2 separate regions of the Mus musculus genome follow, and region 2 is linked to region 1. Evidence: chromatin loops called from intact Hi-C (ENCODE). Cell type or tissue: heart. All regions are shown on one strand. Links, peaks and the distances in the headings refer to the core of each region. The heading gives the core; the rest is flanking DNA.

Region 1 (9,534 bases), core at 481-8,480:
TTTGAAACTCCTAAGAAACAGCAACCCTCCCTTATGTTCTGTCTGGGTCCTCACAGTGTTTTGCTTCAAAGATGACTTTTGTCCTACATCTGTGGACACGTAGATGTCATATTTTATAACCAAAGCTATGTACAATGGGCAAGTTAATCAAAACCTACTCATCTTAGCAGGATCTATCTCACCACATTTGGTTGGTCAAACACCAAATTGCTACTGTTAAAAACCCAGGCTCTAAAAATAAGAGTCACTTTAAGTTTTATAAAGAAAAAGATTTCTATATGTGCAGAGTCAGATTAACATTACTGTAGACAGAGGATGCTTCTCAAGCCAGTGTCAGAAACTGTGTGGACCATTACCTATTATAAGCCACTGTCATACTAAGACCTTTACAGTTTTACTCAATGTTCAGATGAACACTTTAAGTAGGAATTATTGCTCCATTTCACAGATAAGGAAACTAAGGCCCAGAAAGTTCAAGTCACTTCCCAAGGTAGCTCCCAATGGCAGCATCAAGGTTTAAATGTAGATTTGTCTGAACTTACTTCCATACCCCTCTAGTTAATCTCATATATTATTATATATTCAGTTATGTTTTCACTTTGAGACAGTCTTACTGCGAGGCTCATGCTTTCTAGAAATCCCCATCTTCTGACTACAGCCTCTTAAACTGGGACCAGAGAGACGTGCCACCATACCTGGCATTAATGTGGACTCACATGCTATAACCTGAAGATGACTCCCTTTCCAAAAAAGTATTGAGAAGCCCAAACAGAATTTTTTTTTTTTGAGACAAGAGTCTCATTGCGTAGCCCTGGTTGTCCTGGAAGTCACTGTATAGGCCAAAGAGCTTCCAATTCACAGAGATCTGCCAGCTTTGGCCACTGGTGTACTGGGTTCAAAGGCATGAGACACCACAGGGGACTACAAAACAGGGATTTTCAAGCAAGCCACGGATCTGCTCACCACCCTGTCTGCAGACAGCGCCCGAAGGAAGGACGGAAGAATCCATTTCTTTACGCTGGCTTTGCAAGGCTTCACTCTGATGCTTTCTTCAACGTCTTTTTCCATTCCTCACCCAATTTTAGTTTAGACTTTGGTCACCTCTTCCACTGCTTTCATCCTGACCACGGCTTATCATTCTCTCACTGCTCTACATAAATCTCTAGGGGTCTGCTGCCTATCCTCTACCCGATACAGTTCAGCCTCAGCTAACCAATGTGTCCCTTTGGAGGGGTCACCGAGCCGGGGCGCCAATGGTCCACTCTTTTAATCCCAGCACTTGAGGCAGGCAGATCTCTGAGCTGGAGGCCAGCCTGTCTGAGTTGGAGGCCAGTGAGTTACACTACAAACAAAGAAACCCTGTCTCAATGGACGACACTGAACGAGGGGAGAGGAGTGAGTGTTCCAATGAGGAAAGATCAGCCCCACCTGAGGCCGCACCTCTCCCTACTCTGTCCACTCTCACTCTGCTTTCCTGTTCTCCAGCATCTTATGTGGCTTCCCTTTACTTTAGGTTCCCTATGCCAAGGGACATTTTCACGCGTATTCCTGCATTCTCCCCTTGTCTTTGCTTAAAGGTCACAGCCCAAATAAGGATGTCAGCCAATAACCAGTTTGCAATCTATCTTCAGATTCCAAGACTTCCTCCATTCTGCCTCAGTTTGACCCCCTCTTTGTTTTTAGCCACGTTGGCCTAACATGTTACAGAAAGTACCATATCCATTGGACTTCCAGCATTTCCTCACTAGAATGGAAGTTCTAGGATTTGTCTGTTTTGTTCACTGCTATTATCTGGAGCCACTATACTGTGGAGGACAGTGTGCTCTCAAAAACACTTCCTGAATCACTCTTTTGAGACAGGGTTTCTCTGTGTAGCCCTGGCTGTCCTGGAACTCACTCTGTAGACCAGGCTGGCCTCAGAAATCCGCCTGCCTCTGCCTCCTAAATCCTGGGATTAAAGGCGTGTGCTACCACTGCCCGACCCTGAATCACTTTTTTAAATGACTAGGGGGTGGGGGTGGGGAAACCTTGACAAGCCTCAGGTCAACACACTATATTTACTCTAAGGCTGCCAGTCCTTGAGTCTGGATCTGCCCTGGAGGCGCTTTATTTAAAAATGTTTGGGGAATCAAGGAGTGGGAGTCACTAGTGAGAGAAGAATTTCAGGTAAATTCTGATCTCATCAATCCACCCTGCCTCCTGGAGACAGAGCTGAGAAGAAAGCTGACAATATAAATCTATTACAATAATCCAGGAAGAGATGATGAAAGCTTGAAACAGCTGCCACACAAGAGTGAAAGACACAGTGACTAGCTGGGTAGTGGGGGCAGTGGGGATGAGACCACATTTCAGGGTTCTATGACTGTAGATGCAATGTCACAGTAAGGGAAACACCACACCCCCAAGGGCCTGCTTGCAAGCGGAGCAATCTAAGTCTCTTCTACTTAGTAACATTTACCTTCCTAATGTGCCTACCAATAATCTAAGTCATTACCATACAAAGCTTGCTCAGATACAAAGAAGTATATAGAGACAAAAGGGGACCCTCTAAGATCCCTGCTTCTGTTCCCATATGTCAGTGTACTGAGCTGGACTTTGAGCAGGAAGATTCCTTTCTAAGGAAAAGGGCAGGAAAAAAGCTTCAAGTCAATTGTTGACCACAAGATAAAGACCAACCAAGATTCCTGAAGACTTAATGACTGGAATCCATTTCACTGCCACACTTCCAAACTAGGCAATTTTAGGCACCAAAACTAGGCAATTTTAGGCACCGATCCAAAAAGATTCCCCAAGGAAATAATTCAATCGAATTTAGTTAAAACAAAATAGTTCAACCCATTACAATACAGTTTGGATCTTAGTGTTGTGCATTACCTGGAAAGTTCTCCCGACTAAGCTTCGGCCGACGGATGATCACAAAGTCTTTGTCACTCCCTTTGCCCTTGACTCGTTTCCTTGGAGGGCTCTGGGGGTGGCCGAGGTTTGAGAGCAGTCCATGTGGGATGTTCTCACTGTCCACCTCCTCCTTCTCCAAGGCCGAGACACCCATGCCTGATAGCAGTTCAGAAGTCTTGCTGGAATCCCATCCCCACGTGAAGCTGGTGGTGACGTTGCCACTCTGGTCCGGAATCTCCTGAAGGTGCTTCCTGCAGAAGGGCAGACATTCTCTATTCCTTTTGAAAATACACCCCTAAATAATTCCAAGGTAGGCATGAAAGAAGAGTAAAGAATGGAGTGGAGAAAAGTCCCAGCAAGTGACAGTACTGCATTTTTTAAACGTGCCTACAAGCGAGAGAAATACAAGAATGAAAGAGAAAAATCGGGAACATATATACTTTGAAAGGCTTTGGGATTTATGGTCACGCAGAAGGCCTCAATAATTTCTTCCCGTGGAGGGAAAAAGAGGGACGGCACTGATACCATGACTCAAAGTAGAGGAAGGAAAACTTAATTAGGAAGCCAAATTAAACTCCACATTGATATTCGCACTAAAGCATTCATCCATCCTTTTTCTCTAAGCAAACATTCACATAACCAGATTATTTGAACAAGAAGCAACATTCGCGGCCTAAAAGAATTCAAACGGTTCATTCATGTTTTGTCCGGTTTTTTTGCAATCGGTTTACCTATGCATGGTGTCCACTGATTCAGGAGTTTTGAATGCTTGAATTAATTGAAGCGCTGCCTGCCTTCCAGACTCCTGTTTTAGCGCTCGGCTTAGAGTGATCCCCGGGGCCCCAGCAGTTGGACCCGCGAACTAGCAACGTTCCATCACCACCGCGCGCGCGGAGTTCTGCATCCCGCTCTCCAGCAGCCGCCTTCTGACGCCCCGTTGCCTGCTGGGAATTGTAGTTCCGAGCCTAGCTCGTAGTCCTGCCTGGGTTCTTCCACTCTGATTTCGGACCAACCCTCCAGATACCCACAACTCCCTGCGGCGCCGGGCGGGATTGAAGGAGGAGGAGGAGGAGGAGGAGGACAGGCAGGCGGAAGTGGGTGGAGCTCCGGCTGGCTGGGAAATGTCAGCCGATTGACTGGGAGCAGGTTTTCCTTTTCCCGGAGCTCACGGGCCTTCGGGTGATCACCGCCACGGTCGCCCGGGACTGAAGGATCCGTGACCCCGGCAGGCTGCGGCGGACGCGAAGCTTCTGAGTCCCTTCCAGACGCTGTCTGGCGAGGTCCGACGGTGAGCGTGAGGGGGGCGGGGACGCGTGAGGTGCGTCAGGGTCTGGGGTCCCGGCCCAGTCCCTGGCGGACATAGACTTGGGGGGAGTTCCAGATGGTGAGTGGCCGCCGCCGCCAGGCCCATCTCCGGGGTCTCGATGGCCCGCCAGGTGAGAGGCTGCGGGTGGCACTCCTGCCATTCGCCTTCCTCCACCTGGCAGTGGGCGGCCCTTAGGACTGGGTCTGTGGACGCGATCCTTTCCTCACTTGTAAACTAGGCTCGAGGACGCGGCACACCTCATGGGCTGGCACTGAAGATCAAATCAGCGTGCGAGGGGAAGCCTTTTTCGAGCTAAAGCGCAGCTCCAAGAGGAGCGATGGTTTATTTTTAAGGCGGCAGGAGCCAGCAGTGGTTCCCGCGTGCATCCTCTTGGATCCTTGATGAGTCTCCCAAATACCAAAGGGAAAAAGGGAGGCTCCGCTTGCAAGGAGAGACCACCCTGAAAGCTGTTTAGGTGCCTCTGACTCAATCCACAGCCTGTCCTAGAATCTCTCTGCCTAGAAACTATGCTAATTTAGCCTCTGAAGAGGTCGGGGGCGATTAGATTAGAATGACCATGCAAAATTCAGGTGTGCAAACTGTGCAACAGGGGAGAGGGTAGGGGGATGCATTTCTAGTCCAGTAAAAATGAAGATTTATAGAGTTGAGAAAAAAGCAGGCCACCTTCATCAAAAACATTAGAATATTGGTTTAGTATGTTAGATTGCATACACTTGTGTTTCTTTGTGGAGAGAGCAAGATTCGTTTTATAGTGGAATTAAATCCTTCATGCTCAGTTTTGTCTTTGTTTCTAGCATAATCTTTGCATCAGTTACTTCTTGAGAGGAAGAGATTCATGAACTTTTAGTTCCTGTGAGTGAGATTGGTGTAAAAAAAAAAGACCTTTTTGCAAATTGGTTTTACTTGAAAAGAAAGACTAGGAGAATAAGTATGTAGTCACAGTTTTGTTATGGAAAGTATCTAAAGTGAGACCTTCTGAAATAGTGTATAAAGTTATCTTTTGTTACTTTGAAAAACTCATTTGCCTTCTCTTGAACTTTGTCCTTTCTGTTAGGATGTAACTCGTTCAAGAGTAAATTCTAGTAAATATAAAACAGCCCTGAATTCAGCTAAGAGTTAGCAGAGACCTTAGGATATTTAAATTAGTGGGCACAAGGTTCTCTCTAGGAAAGGAAAGCCTATCAACTTTGAAATTAGGAGCCTCCTGATTTGCCTTGATAATGAAACCGGTGTTCTTTTGCATTTCTTTAATCACAGCTATTTCCATAATATACTGAAAAGGTTTGTATTGATACACACACGATTCTTTTTATTTTTTTTTTCCTTTGGTTTTTCGAGACAGGGTTTCTCTGTGTAGCCCTGGCTGACCTGGAACTCACTCTGTAGACCAAGCTGGCCTCGAACTCAGAAATCCACCTGCCTCTGCCTCCCAAGTGCTGGGATTAAAGGTGTGTGCCACCACTGCCCGTTACGATTCTTTTTGATAGAGGAATTGTGTCCATTGAAGATGTGAGGTTATTAGCTACATAGAAACTCACCATAGAGACTTTAAGAGACTGATCTCTTAAACACTACATTGTGATTGCTGCTAATGTAAAATATTTTATTTCCTGATTAATCTTATTTAATCTTACTTAACACATTGTATTTTATTTTAATAAGTCTTTTAAAACATAGTTTTAGCATTAGAATGAATGTGAGTCCAGGATAACAAAATCATTTTCGATAACTGAAAGTATCATTAGGTTGAATAATGTCTAATGTTCTCTGGAAGCCTCAGCTAGAACACTGACATAAATGGAGAAAGGCAATAGCAGTGCCATTTACACAGCTAAAACCATGTCGTAGTTACAGGCAGTCACTGTCTGTAGGGCCCCGGAGAGTCTAGAAAGGACTGCCCATCACAACTGACATATATGCTGTATGTGTGTCCATCACAACTGACATATATGCTGTATGTGGGTCCATCACAACTGACATATATGCTGTATGTGTGCCCATCACAACTGACATATATGCTGTATGTGTGTCCATCACAACTGACATATATGCTGTATGTGTGTCCATCACAACTGACATATATGCTATATGTGTACAACTGTTGGTCCCATTTTTGAAAATCAAATACAACCAGAGAAATACAATGAAGCCTAAAGGCACCATTGTGACATAGAGAGACTAAGAGATTCCTTTTGCTCCTTCTGTTATTTAGGTTAGAGGAACAAAATGCAAGAGACAGTTTTAGCAAGCATGTTTCCAGTTGCCTGTCAAATTCCATAACTATCTCCTTTTCTTCCTCAGTTTGATTGTTATCTTCATTTTCTTTGATTTAATGATCTGTATTGGCAGATTAGATCAATAACAAAAATATTCTTATTTCTTCTAGCTTACTTTGTAGTTCTTTCATAAAAATTAGAAAAGAAAAACTACTGTAATTTAAATGAAATAATTACCCACAAAGGAAAAAGTTAAATTCCCTATTAAACATGACTTTTTGAGTATTGAGTCTTGAGTAATCTTGAAGACTAGTAGAATATTTTTAAATTATTCTTTATGAAAATGGAACCATAGAAATTATTTAAAACAAATTGTATTTTAAATGGATGTCTGGATTGGAGAGGAGACATGAAATTGAAATCTATTCTCTGTGGTCAGGATACCTTACTTCGTTTTGCACATACTGGTGTGAGAACTTGGGTAAATAACATATCCGCTCTGCCATCTACTCCTTATTAAGCAAAAATTCTAACAATCTTTTCTCATTAGTTTGTAGGAACTAACTAAAAAAACAATGTACAGTGTAATATAATAAACATACATTAAATCTTCAAGTTCCTTTGTAAAAACAATACTTTGTGAGAAAGGAATCTCTAGATGCCAAAGTAATTGGTATTGGAATTCTTACAGTTCCTACAACTGAAATCCTCAAGGGTTTGTTGAGAGTTTAGAGTTCTCCTTACCCACTGACCTGGTTGTCAACTTCAGCTCTCAAGCCTTGCCAAAGATGAATCATCTGCTCCTGCCTCTTGTCACACTTAGGAATCCTAGTCACCTGGTTTGTCAGTTTCAAAACATAGGCTCTTGAGTTATCTAACTTTTATTATGTCACCTAGATGAGTTAAAATACTTATTTACATTAATACTGCAACTGGGGTGTGGCTCAATAGTAGACAGTTTGTATTTAGGCATCTGAAGGCCCTGAATAAAAGAAAAAAATTAATATCAATTCTGGTGAATCTTTAGGTCTTGATGGCCAAATTTCTTATTGATTTCAGAATTTGGGGATTTGACAGATTTTTGTCAGTTTTTTTGTTTGTTTGTATTCTCATCAGTTGCTTCTGTGTCTTGCTCTTTTTCTCATTCTTTTGCTTAAGTTCCTTCTCTCTCCTGTCCTCTCTGTTTTTGAACATTTGAAATTCCTCAAATTCCGAAATTATCTTAACCTTAAATTTTTTTTCACATTGAGCATGTAGAACTTTTAACAGCCACAACATACATAGAAGACAGTACTCCTGAACCATTAATTTTAGCAAGATGGTTATAAAAGGCATTTGAAAATAATAGCAAATAGAAAAAGGTGGCATTGGATTTTAAATATTTAAGGCTTTTGTACCTGATGTTTTAAAGGGTTCACTCTGACTACTTGTACATTAAAGTTTGATCAGTTAAGTCAGTTGGTATTTGATTTTAAGTAAAATCAACTTTACTTCTATGGTATTAATGCCAACCCATGAAAACTAAGATGCTTTCAAATACTAATTATCATCTCCCTAAACCTATTAATGTTTGAAAAAATATGTCAACCTTTGTTGTGGTCAAAGGCACATTTTCTCTTTGGCTCTTGAAATCTTTTGCAGAGTTACACATAGTTACGACTCAACACATTTTCTGCAGTAATGAGCCCATTTTGATTCTGTGCCTAAATGATTGACATCTTCTTCCTGTCTGGCTTTGGGGTGCTAGATGCACCTTCTTGACATGATTCTGAATTGTGCTTATTCTCTTGCAAGCAAACAGATGAAGAACTGCTTAGGTGCCTTGCAAACTGAATGCCAATTTGTTGTAAGGGAGCAATAGTTATTGTGAGCCTGACTCATATCTTAGAAAGGGATAAGGATGCACTCTGGGGCTGTGGTATCACAGATGCTGAAAAGTAAAATGCAGTTGCTTTCCTTTCTTATATATATATATACCTTTTTGAGGAAAGCTGATTGATGATGCTGAGGGTAAAATCAATACCTTGAGACTTTTAGAGCAGGCAGATATTTTCTAGAAGACAAAGGTAAGCAGCTAGCACATTGTCTTGGTTAGGGTTTCATAGCTGTGAAGAGACACTATGACCAAGGCAACTCTTCTAAGAGAAAATATTTACCTGCGGGCTGGCTTACACCTTCAGAGGTTTAGACCATTATCATCATGGCAGGAAGCATGACAGCTTGCAGACAAGGTGTTGGTGAAGAGGCTGAAAGAGTTCTATATGTTGATCCAAAGGCAGCCAGAAGAAGAAGGTCTTCTGTAGACAGCCTGGAGACTGGAATTCTACAGTGGGAGAAGCTTAAGCATAGGAGACCTCAAAGCAAGACAGGAAACCAGCTGGGCAAACTCCAAACTCTGCATCTCCATGTCTGGTGTCAAAGGGTCTTTAGGTCTCCGATTCCTTTTTCTTCTTTGTTGACTGCAACACCAAGCCTGGATTTAAGTTCTAATTCACTTAGAGCCTACTCTGTCCCAGGCTGGCTTTGAACTCAGAGATCTGCATGGTTTTTTCTCCTGGGATTACAAATGTGTACCACCATACCTGGATCTAAACTTAGCTGGGTAGGATCTAGCCCAAAGTCCCACTCCCTTAATCTGCTATCTCCTAGAACACAGGATTCGGCTCCATTTTACTGGTGCCCCTTAAATACTTGAAGCATATATTTGTTATTTTTCCTTTCTCAACTTTCTCCTTTTTATCAGAGTGATCTTTTCATAAGAGTGAATTTTTGTAATCACACAGTGGAATTTACACCAGACTGTTTTGAGACTTCCTTAATTGTCAATGCAATTAATCTAAATCTCTTCTTTTACCTTATCCGTAGGCAGACTCTTCAGACAAGGGCAAAAAGTAGCCACCTTCTTCACCAAAATACCACAAAAATAGTCTCTAGGCCACATACTGAAATTCTCCACTGAAAGTTCTCGGGCAGGTCCATACAATTCAAATCACTCTCAGTAACAAAATCCTACTAGGGTAGCCCACTAAACCCCATTTAAAGTATTCCATTGCTTTCCAAATCCACATTCTTCCAAACAAAAGCATGGTCAGGCCT
Region 2 (9,534 bases), core at 945-8,944, 69 kb before region 1:
CCGAGTGCTGGGATTAAAGGTGTGTGCCACCACGCCCGGCTGAGTCCTCCATCTTGATTAGGAGAAACATTTCCTAGATTTTCTTTATCTTGTATTTTCATCTAGCCTCCTCCTGCCCCCACTTTTTGGGTCTTCTACACTCTTTGTCTCCTTTCAATGTGAAGCAATCAACTATACAATAATATTCATTTTCATAAGTTATTCAGACAGGTGAGTGCAAATCTTACATTCTGGATTTCCATATAAGCTATTTTTTATTAAAATCTGATAAACTGATTTCCAAATTTATTACATATGTATCTAAATTTATATTGAATTATATATCTTATATAAAGATAATCTAAATATTGTCTTTCAATAGTATTTACTCTAATTGTTTAGCATAATTGATGAATCATTAAAACATTTCCTGCTACAAAATATTATCTTACATCCTTTGTGTTGCTGTGATACAGAATCAGAATCAAGGGTACTTACAGAAGGAAGAGTGATTTGGGTTTACAGTTACAGAGAAAGAACACACAACGATGGGGAAGCCTTGCAGGCAGGCAGGCAGCGCAGGAAGCTAGGAGTTCACATCTCCAGCCACACATGGAAAACAGCGAACCAGAAGTAAGATCAGGCTATAAACCTTCAAAGCCAGTGACACACTTCCTAAAGGTTCTATCCCAGTGTCACCAACCAGAGACTAAGTGTTCACACACCTGAACCTACGGGGACATTTATCAAACCACCACACACATTGATTATTATCAAAGATGCCCTTCAACCACAGGGAAAAATAGCTCTTCAAGTCCTAGACTGTATGAATATTATGAAGAGGGGAATGCATCTTTCACAGAGTGACATGTGCATGAGTGTTGTCGAGTCTGGGAAGAGTACATTTAAGACCTTTGGAAATCTCCAAGCTGCAGATATCAGTGATAGACAGTGTTTTCATAAAATGTTAGGAAGAGTAGTATTAGCTTTTAGGGTGCAAGTATCATGTAGTTGCATGGATCATTCATTAGAAAGCCATATTGGCTTTGCCATATTATCCCAGTGGTATTAGAGTTTAAAATTTGCTATCTTTAAAATTTCACTTTTGTGTGAGAGTGTAACTGATACCCAGTCCAGTGAGTTCCAGGAGTTTTGTGTTTTTGCATTAGTTAGATCATACCTCCAGTGTATACTCTACTATACTGATTACTTTTTTTTATATCAGACTTCTTCTAGTTATCAAACTGGAATATGAGAATACAATAGGGTGTCTAAGAGAGTATTTGTAAACCTTAGTAATGGTGGAATTATTTAGACGATTGAGGAATGGTCTCGCCTAGTAAGGTCCTGATGATTTGATAGGATTCTCACTAGAATATTACTAGGATTTTAAAATTTCTACCATCTATTGGATAAAAGCTATTTCACGATGATCTTAGTTTGTATCTTTCTGATTTTTAATATGACTGAACATTTCTTCAGGGGTTTATTTATTGCATGTCTTTTAAGAAATCTTTTAATGACTTTGCAAAGCTAATTATGCCATCTTTGCTGCTTTCTAGTATATATCGCATAAAAGCCAAGCTCCTTGGTGTGGTCATAACACTTGGCATTAGCTTTCCCCATCGCCTCCCAGTGTTGTCTACTGCTCACAGTTCACAAGGAATTCTAAGTTGCTTCGCCACTGGGTCTCGACACATTTGTTTATGTTACTTCTTCTGCAGAAACCCTTTCTCATTCTTGATGGCTCTACTATTTTACTGTTACTTTAGGGCATTCTTCTAAATGTGCTCCTCTTAATTCTTATAAAGCACTCTAAAATTCTACTATTGTTTGACCTCTTATCATTCAATTTCTAGCACCTGATAGGATGTTCTACTCAAATAGAATTTTGTGTCCACTGACAACATGTACATTTGAACTGAAGTGACATCATCCTATATAGTAAGCTATAAATAAAGATTTGAAGTTCAGAAGAACGGTATGAGCTAAAGATGTTGGTAATAGCTGAAGTCATTTAAGGCAAAGGGAGCTAATAAGTCTCGGGTCTAATTTACAGTGGACACAGGGTTAGGTATTTATCCATTTCCGTACAACTTTACAAGGTAGCTACTGTTGATAAATAAGACAATCGGCTCAGAAAGGTTAGGCAACCAGTTCAAGGTTCACAAAGTAAATACACAGCAAAGTTGCGATTTGATACAGTCCTTCAAAGCCCAAACTCTTCATTACACAACAGAGAGTGGAGTAGGGGTGGAAAATGACCAGGGAGAAGGCTAGAGGAGACAAGGGCAGGAGCTACATCCAAGAGAAGGGTCTAGAAAGAGGGGGACTGAAAGGAAGAAGGAATGCCATTAGGGACTGCTGGCATGCAGCAACAGAAAGAATGGAGGCACTTCTGCGCTTCACAAACCCCAGTGGTTTAAGAGTTAAATGGGCTCTTCTGAACAGCCACCTGCTCATTTGGTAACTTTGCAAATAGTGGCTAAGTAAGCACAGGAAGGAGATGAAACCCTTGGCAGTTCCCTCAACTGACCGCCCCCAGCCTGCCCTGTTTCCCACCCCCAAAAAAGGTTGGCTGCAAGAATGAACCGATTATTCTGTCCTGAACCTGTATCAGTGGTTCTCCACCTTCTTAACGCTGCAACCCTTTAATACAGTTCCTCATGTTGTGGTGACCCCCAACCATAGTTACTTGGCCATCATTAGGAAGAGAGCACCCTCGGTCTAGCAAACTTTATATGCCCCAGTACAGGGGAAAGCCAGCGCCAAGAAGTGGGAATGGGTGGGTAGGGGATCAGGGCAGGGGGAGGGAGGAGGGTATAGGGGGACTTTTGGGATAGCATTTGAAATGTAAATGAAGAAAATAGCCAATAAAAAATAAAAACAAAACAACAAAAAAAACTTACTCCTAAGTTAAAAAAAAAAGAATAGTGAGAAATTGGTTATGATACCAAAAAAAAAAAAAAAAAAAAGAATTGTAAGTTTGCTACTGTGATGAAACATAATGAACATATCGGATATACATACATCGGATATATGACCCAGAGGTTGAGAACCGCTGAATATATCAGTAAGTGGGAGTTAGGGAACAGGTAAACAACTGGGGTGTAGAAGGCTCTTTCAATCTTTAAAGTTTTAAATGTCCTAGACATGGGAATCTTAAGGACTGAAGTGGAAAACCCAGCAGGGGTTTTCCTGAGAGAATTCAAGACACATCCGAGAGGATGGTGTAATGAAGCAATGTTTTGGAAGAGGCAGAAGAAAGGATCCAAAATAAGATTTGACTAGGATATCCCATTGAGATGTTTCCAGCTAGAAGTGGGAGTCAAAAGTGTAGTTTTCTGTGACGTGAAAGAGAAAACAGGTTCGATATCACAGAGGCATCTGAGTGTCACAAACATGAAATAGCATGCCCGGAATCCAGAGGCCACTTACTGGGAGTGCCAGGATCGCAAAGGAAAGGACGCCACAGCAAGGACCTCAGGGCAGTGGCCACCTACCCTGTCTTATGACTTTCCCTTCATTGTAGCTTTCCCTTTTATTCTTAATCAGCCTACATCTCTATGGTTGTGTAACTGTTCCCACAGACTCAGTAACTTCCCTTGCTCTAGCTTCAAGGACTACCTACCCAACATTCCAAAGTCAGATCAATAATCATCAAACACTGCTCTGAGCTTGCCTACAGGATAAAGTGCAAAACATTTTTAACCCTTCAGTCTGGTCCTACACAGCTTTCCAACCTTATCTCGCGGTCTAGACAGACACACAGGACTAGACAAGACTCCTTCCCTCATTATCCTCCTCCTTTCTCCCTGACAGCACTGCCTCTCTAGGCTGGTGGTCTTTTGGTGGTCACCGGAGCTCGGGCTAATGCTCTGTGATCCTTCTCGGTTAGCTCTAATTCCTCTCTAATAAAGGGCTCGGCATCTTTATTTGCCATCAGGCCCTGCAAAACGAAGCCGTTTGGAGCGAGGTCACCGCCCCCAGCTCTTACTCCAGCGACGGCCACATCAGCCATCCAGCAGACACTGGTTAAAATTTACCCTAGACGAGCATGACCAACTACCCAGAAAGCAAGCAAAAATGAAAGCAACTAGAGGAAGATGCGCAAGAAACTTGCTTTCCCGCCAGGCGCTCAAAACTCCGCCTGCACCCCCAACGCCGCCCAGACCAGTTCCAACTGGATTTCTTCGGGCAGCTCGAAAGCCAAATAGAATTTCGTCCCTTTCCCAGCCCCAGCCAATCCCCGCAGCCCCTCGGGCTCCCAAACCTTCCCGACCTCTGATTAGCTGACAGATCTGGCCCGGGGGCGGGCTTAGAGCGGCCTCCCTGAAAGGGTGAAGAGGGAGGTGGGGCCGGGCCGAGAGGCCACTGCGCAGGCGCCCAAGAAAACGGATAAACAAACAAATAAAACCCACTGCCCGGGGGCCAGCCCGGATCCCCGCCTCCCGGGGCCTCCCGGGGCCTCTCCGCCCTCGCGTGCGTCTGGGCACGTCCCCCCCCCCCCCGGCGCGTTCCACGCACGTCCCCGCACTTAACCTGTGCGCGGCCGGCGCGGTGCTGGCGGCAGGGAGCGCGAGCCTGCACCCGCGGCCCCGCGGATCATGACTTGCTACCGGGGCTTCCTGCTGGGCAGCTGCCGGCGCGTGGCGGGTGGCCGCGCGGCTCTGCGGGGTTCGGGCTCGGGCGCGGACGGCCGGCGGCACTTGGGGCACGGGCAGCCGCGCGAGCTGGCGGGCGGTGGTAGCCCCGCCGACGGCGGCTTCCGCCCCTCGCGGGTGGTGGTGGTGGCGAAAACCACCCGCTACGAGTTCGAGCAGCAGCGGTACCGCTACGCGGAGCTCTCGGAGGAGGACCTGAAGCAGCTGGTGGGTCCTGGCGGGGGACGGCCGGTACTCGGGGTGGGGGTGGGGGGCGACGGGCCACAGGACACCCCCAAAGCCCGACAACCTTCCTCCGATTGCCTGTGGGGCCCCTCGGGCATGGGACTGGGGCGCCCTGAGCCTGCCTTAGAGGGGGCTCCTGGGACCGGGACTTGGGAAGCCACGTGTGTCCTCGCCCCCGCCTCGGTAGCACGGACTCCCATCGCTGAGAAGATGAGGGTTGTTCGCCCTGTTTGTCCTGGGGACCTCTCCCCAGACCACCGGGAGAAAGGAAATTCTCCAGCACAGCCACTGGTGGCGGAGAGAGGGCCGAAGTGCCGCGGTCACACCCCCTTCTCGCCTGGGGACAGAGGCCTGGCCAGGGAAAGCCCTGCTGGATTGTGGTCGCCTGTCCCTTCAGGGTCTCTTACTGCTTGAAAAGCAAGCACCTGGGACAGCGAGGCAGGAAAGCTGACCCGAGATGGGTTTTTGTGTTGGAAGGTCAGAAAAGGAACAAGTATGCCGGCTAATGGGGAGAAGGCATGAACCCTGAAGTAACAGGGCCTCCGCCATACACCGTGTTTGGTGTATTTACTAATAGCGTTGCCAGGTATGCCATGCGTGTGTGTGTGTGGGAAGGATTAAACCCAGAGTTCGAGCTTCCCCATTTTTGAAAAAAAAAATTGATTTTGTGCTACCCAGTAACTTTTGGGAAATGGGCTGTTAGCAATTTATTTAGGAACCCCCCCCCCCACAGTTATGCCTGTAATTGTTGACTCCAGACACCCGAAGGCTTTAGACTGAATTGTATATAAGCATTACTAAGTTATGTACAAGAATAAGTAGGCTGGCTGTTCTAAAATGATGCCCTTACCTTCACATTTTTATTTTAGACACAGGGGAAACAAATTGTAAATCCTTGCCTAGCTGCTGCATCTTGTCAGTATTGTTTGGCAAGTTGACAAGGTAGAAATCAGTGCAAATTTTTCTCTTTCCCCCAAGTGTTTGAAAGTATTTCTAGAAAACATTTGCAGTCTTTAGTAGAGTATCAGCCGTTTGGCTGGCGTAGTTTGTGTAGTTGAGTGAAATGAATGCAATGAAGTGGGGGGGATTGTGGGCTAGATGAGAGTACTTTGTTTCTATTTTGGAAAAAGAGGCGTGTCCTTTTGGTTACATGCCCGACTCTGCAAGGTTCACCTTTTAGAAATTGTGAAATATCATGTATGCTTAGTCTCACACAATTTTATCTGAGCGTCTCTGGATTTAAAATAGTACACACAAGAAAAAGCAAACCAACAGAAGTGAACCGGGACTCTCAGCTCTACCCCACAGAGGGTGGGATTGAACGCCAGGACGCAAGGCTCTCCCTGGTTGGATTGACTGATATCCTTTGTGCTTTTTTTTTTTTTTTTTTTTTTTTTTTTTGGTTTTTCAAGACAGGGTTTCTCTTCTCTGACCCTCATGAGTGAAACAAAACGTTTGTGTTGCAATGCTAGCTTTCAAAAGTTTCACCTAGTTCCTGATGGGTTGGGCTAAATAGCTTCCAAGGTCCGTTCTGGAGCCGGCATTTTGAAATTATTTCAAGGATTCCGGAAGCGGGATGGCGTTTGAATTGAGATTAACTCTTGTATCTCTGCACGAGATGGCCCAAAATAAAACTTCCTAAAATGTAGGGGTAATCGGTGTCTTCAAAAACTTGGAACTCCCTCTTTGAGTAGAGAAGCCTCCTAATGTTTGTCACTGGGTGATGAGCTAGAACAGGCCAGCTTTGAAGTATGGGCTCTACAGCAGTCTTGTGATCACCAAAAGGCTGCAGTTTTAGTGTTTCCCTAACTTACTGATCGGAATTGGTTTTGCATTGATGTCAGGACAGTGTTTGCAGTGAGATTGCTTTAGATATACCTCTGATAAGAACAGCTCAGGAATAATAGGCTTTGTGAAGTTCTACGCCATGAAGGTAGGGACGGAAAGAATTTTATGTTGTTTACTATATTGTTGGGGTCAAACTTACTCATGAATTGGTTATAAAAGAAAATGCCCAAAGTCTTGCTTCAGGCCACTGCTACCCTGGCTACTGTTTTCATAATGTTATGGCAACAAGATTTGTATGAAAGCATTCTCCTCTTTTAACTTGTGTGTGTGTGTGCGCACATGCGTGTGTGCTCATGCAGAATAGTTCTCTATTTGGAGGTCCTTGTTAAAATGCAAATAATAGATTAACAGATGATGTCTTCAGTAGTTTACTCGCAGGAAGTGTCTGGATTTCTGACTCTGTGAAGGTAAAGAGTTACATGAAGTATCTTTTTAATCCATGAAGCCAGGATTATATCCTTTAGCTTGGGGCAAAATTTTGACTTCTCAATTAATCTCCCTGGTAGTTTTGCATCGTTTCAGAGTTTTGCCTTTCTTCCCATTGAGTGGTTAATGACTTACCTTGGGGGATGGAAGACTTTTAGTTAAGGATTTTGCTTCCAAGTCCTGTGATCTTGCAAAGGCATAAACGACTCTTCCAGCCTATTTGTGCCACAAGAGGTGAAGCTGGAGGCAGAGGCAGAGGCAGGGCTCCTGACTGGACTCCTTGACAGTCACATGTTAGACACAACAAAACTGATCTGGCTAGGATATTATTGCCCAAACTACACTTTGTTTGCCAAAGAAAAAGTGTTATTTAAAATACTTAATTGTACAAATCAGATAAGAAAGGGCTGTTTTCACTTTGCCTCCTCTCATTCTGTTATAATTTCAGAGGAAGCATCTTTAATGGCTTCCTTTTTTAGATATGATAAGATAAAGTAAGCTCACTTAATGACACATCTTTTTGATTAAATTATTTCTGTTTATTGCCTTGGTAGCTGGTTCTTAGGTAGGGATGTAACGATTTGCTTCTGTTTCCTCTTGTTACACACACACACACACACACACACACACACACAGGTATGTCTTAGGTTGTGGTAGTGGGCAGATAAACTCTTTTCTGCACAAATGCAGTCAGTTGTGTAACTAGTCACCAAGTTAAAGAATGTGACCTGGTGTCCTGCCAGGCAGGGCCTCCTAACCGAACCTTCTTGTTATCAGCTCTCCCAGCCTCAGGCCCCTGAGTGCTCTATCTGAGGCTGAACATCTGGCTGCTTGGCTCCTAGCTTCTCAGCACCCAGAGGCTCCCTTCAACCCGAAGAATGGACTGAAGTGCAGATTCCTGCCCCTCCCCCCCTTCCCTCTCACGGTTCTGATTCAGTGTAGAGAATTCCCGCACTTTGTTTCTCTGAACCATGTGCCTAAAATTTCTATGGGTGACTCAGAGATATACATGTTTTCTGTCTTCCAGTTCCTCTTCATCCTTTGAGGGAAGCTTCAGACATAACCCTTTAAGAAGTCCTTGATATTTGCCTCTGCCTACCAAGGTTAAGTTAAATATTATAAAGACATGATGAAAAATGCCAGTGTGATGATTTCTTACTTAACGTCAGGTGTTCTATCTTGCTCTTCTCCCTACCCTTCAGCCCACCCCATCCCTGCCCTCATCCAGATCATGGGGAAATGATTCTGATGCTGGTCCTCTTCCTCCTGAGGCTGGGGCCAGCTTTTTCACATCGGGCCTTATTGCCATCTGGCAGTACTCCATATTAGCTGGTAAGGCAGTGATCACCACCATGGGCTCTCTAAAGGAGTTTCAGGCTAAAATGTTTGAGAAACAAATTAAACAAATGATGGTTTTGGTGTCAGTCAGAAAAGATTTTAAGTTCCGTGTAGCATAATGTGGAAAACAGAGGCTGAGAGTATACCTCATTCCACAAATATTTGCATTCAGAGGAAAAGATTGACGTGCAGACAGTATAGTTTCCTCTCTTCTTCATCTTCCTGCTCTGAGCAGCCGCCAGAGTTTACAGCTTGTCTGCCTGCTGGGCCTTCTCTTAACCGAAATAAGAAATAAGTCCCTGAGCTTTGGAGAAGAGGGACCTTGAATGCCACCGTAGCTGAATGCTCTGTCTGATCTTTCTAGTCTTCACTGTTAGCTGCGTTGCCTGGGGGAGTGCTAGCTGCAAGCCTATGGCCAACTATACGCGCCGCGCCAGACAGAGGCTTTGCCTTCCAAACCCTGGTCGCTCTTCCTGGGGTCTGAAGTGTGGGAAGTCAGTTCTGTGGAGACCCAAGTCTTTTGTTTATTGCTGCATGTTTACATCGTGACCAGAGAAGTGGAAGTTGGCTTCACTTCACTTTTACTGATAAGTCACAGAGGTATATAATTTTAAATGCCAGCCGCCGCGACAGTTAACTTCATGCCTTAGAGGAATTATGTTTTGTTTTTTTTTTTCTTTATCATGAACCATTAGATATGCATCATGTTAGAAATTTGACCCATTTTTGCAACAGATTGGCATTCACGCAAGGATGGGTCACCTAGTGAAAATGTTCTTATACTTAAAGTATTATTGATTTGGACATTTCCAAAACAGGTTGCTTTTCTAAGATCACCAAAATGAACTAAAAACTTGTTGGAGTTAACGCTTGTGACGGGCTAATTAGTTCATTTGACACTGCTGGCATCAAACCCAGGGCCTCGTGCATGCTATGGAGGGCTCTGCCACTAAGCTGTGTCGTCCCCAGCCATGCGGAGTTGGTGCTTGTTTTTTGTTTTGTTTTGTTTTGTTTTCCTTTAAAGTAGGTGCTTGGAGGCCCCTGCAGTTCTGGA

The links. A loop is a pair of places that touch in the nucleus more often than their neighbours do. Peaks named below come from ENCODE experiments on the same cell type or tissue, not always from the same donor. Only the 100,000 strongest peaks of a DNase experiment are listed, where the experiment ranks them.
Region 2: it touches region 1 in a loop (4-fold over the local background); 8 of 42 quality-filtered maps call a loop at or near these places.

What each region holds. Positions count from the first base shown.
Region 1 is chr15:9,136,558-9,146,091 of GRCm38, forward strand. It overlaps Skp2 (S-phase kinase-associated protein 2), which reads right to left and starts at 3,897. Exons shown (of 10, transcript NM_013787.3): 1 at 3,627-3,897; 2 at 2,875-3,146. The coding sequence starts at 3,634. Lmbrd2 (LMBR1 domain containing 2) reads left to right here and starts at 4,013. Exons shown (of 18, transcript NM_177178.3): 1 at 4,013-4,183. In heart, for the core only: no CTCF peak of the experiment used is centred there; a DNase peak (open chromatin) is centred at 3,904; H3K4me3 peaks cover 3,212 bases; H3K27ac peaks cover 2,539 bases.
Region 2 is chr15:9,066,916-9,076,449 of GRCm38, forward strand. It overlaps Nadk2 (NAD kinase 2, mitochondrial), which reads left to right and starts at 4,345. Exons shown (of 13, transcript NM_001040395.4): 1 at 4,345-4,850. The coding sequence starts at 4,587. Ranbp3l (RAN binding protein 3-like) reads left to right here. Exons shown (of 14, transcript NM_198024.2): 14 at 1-420. In heart, for the core only: CTCF peaks have their summits at 4,102 and 5,143; DNase peaks (open chromatin) are centred at 4,306, 5,006 and 7,926; H3K4me3 peaks cover 5,742 bases; H3K27ac peaks cover 5,869 bases.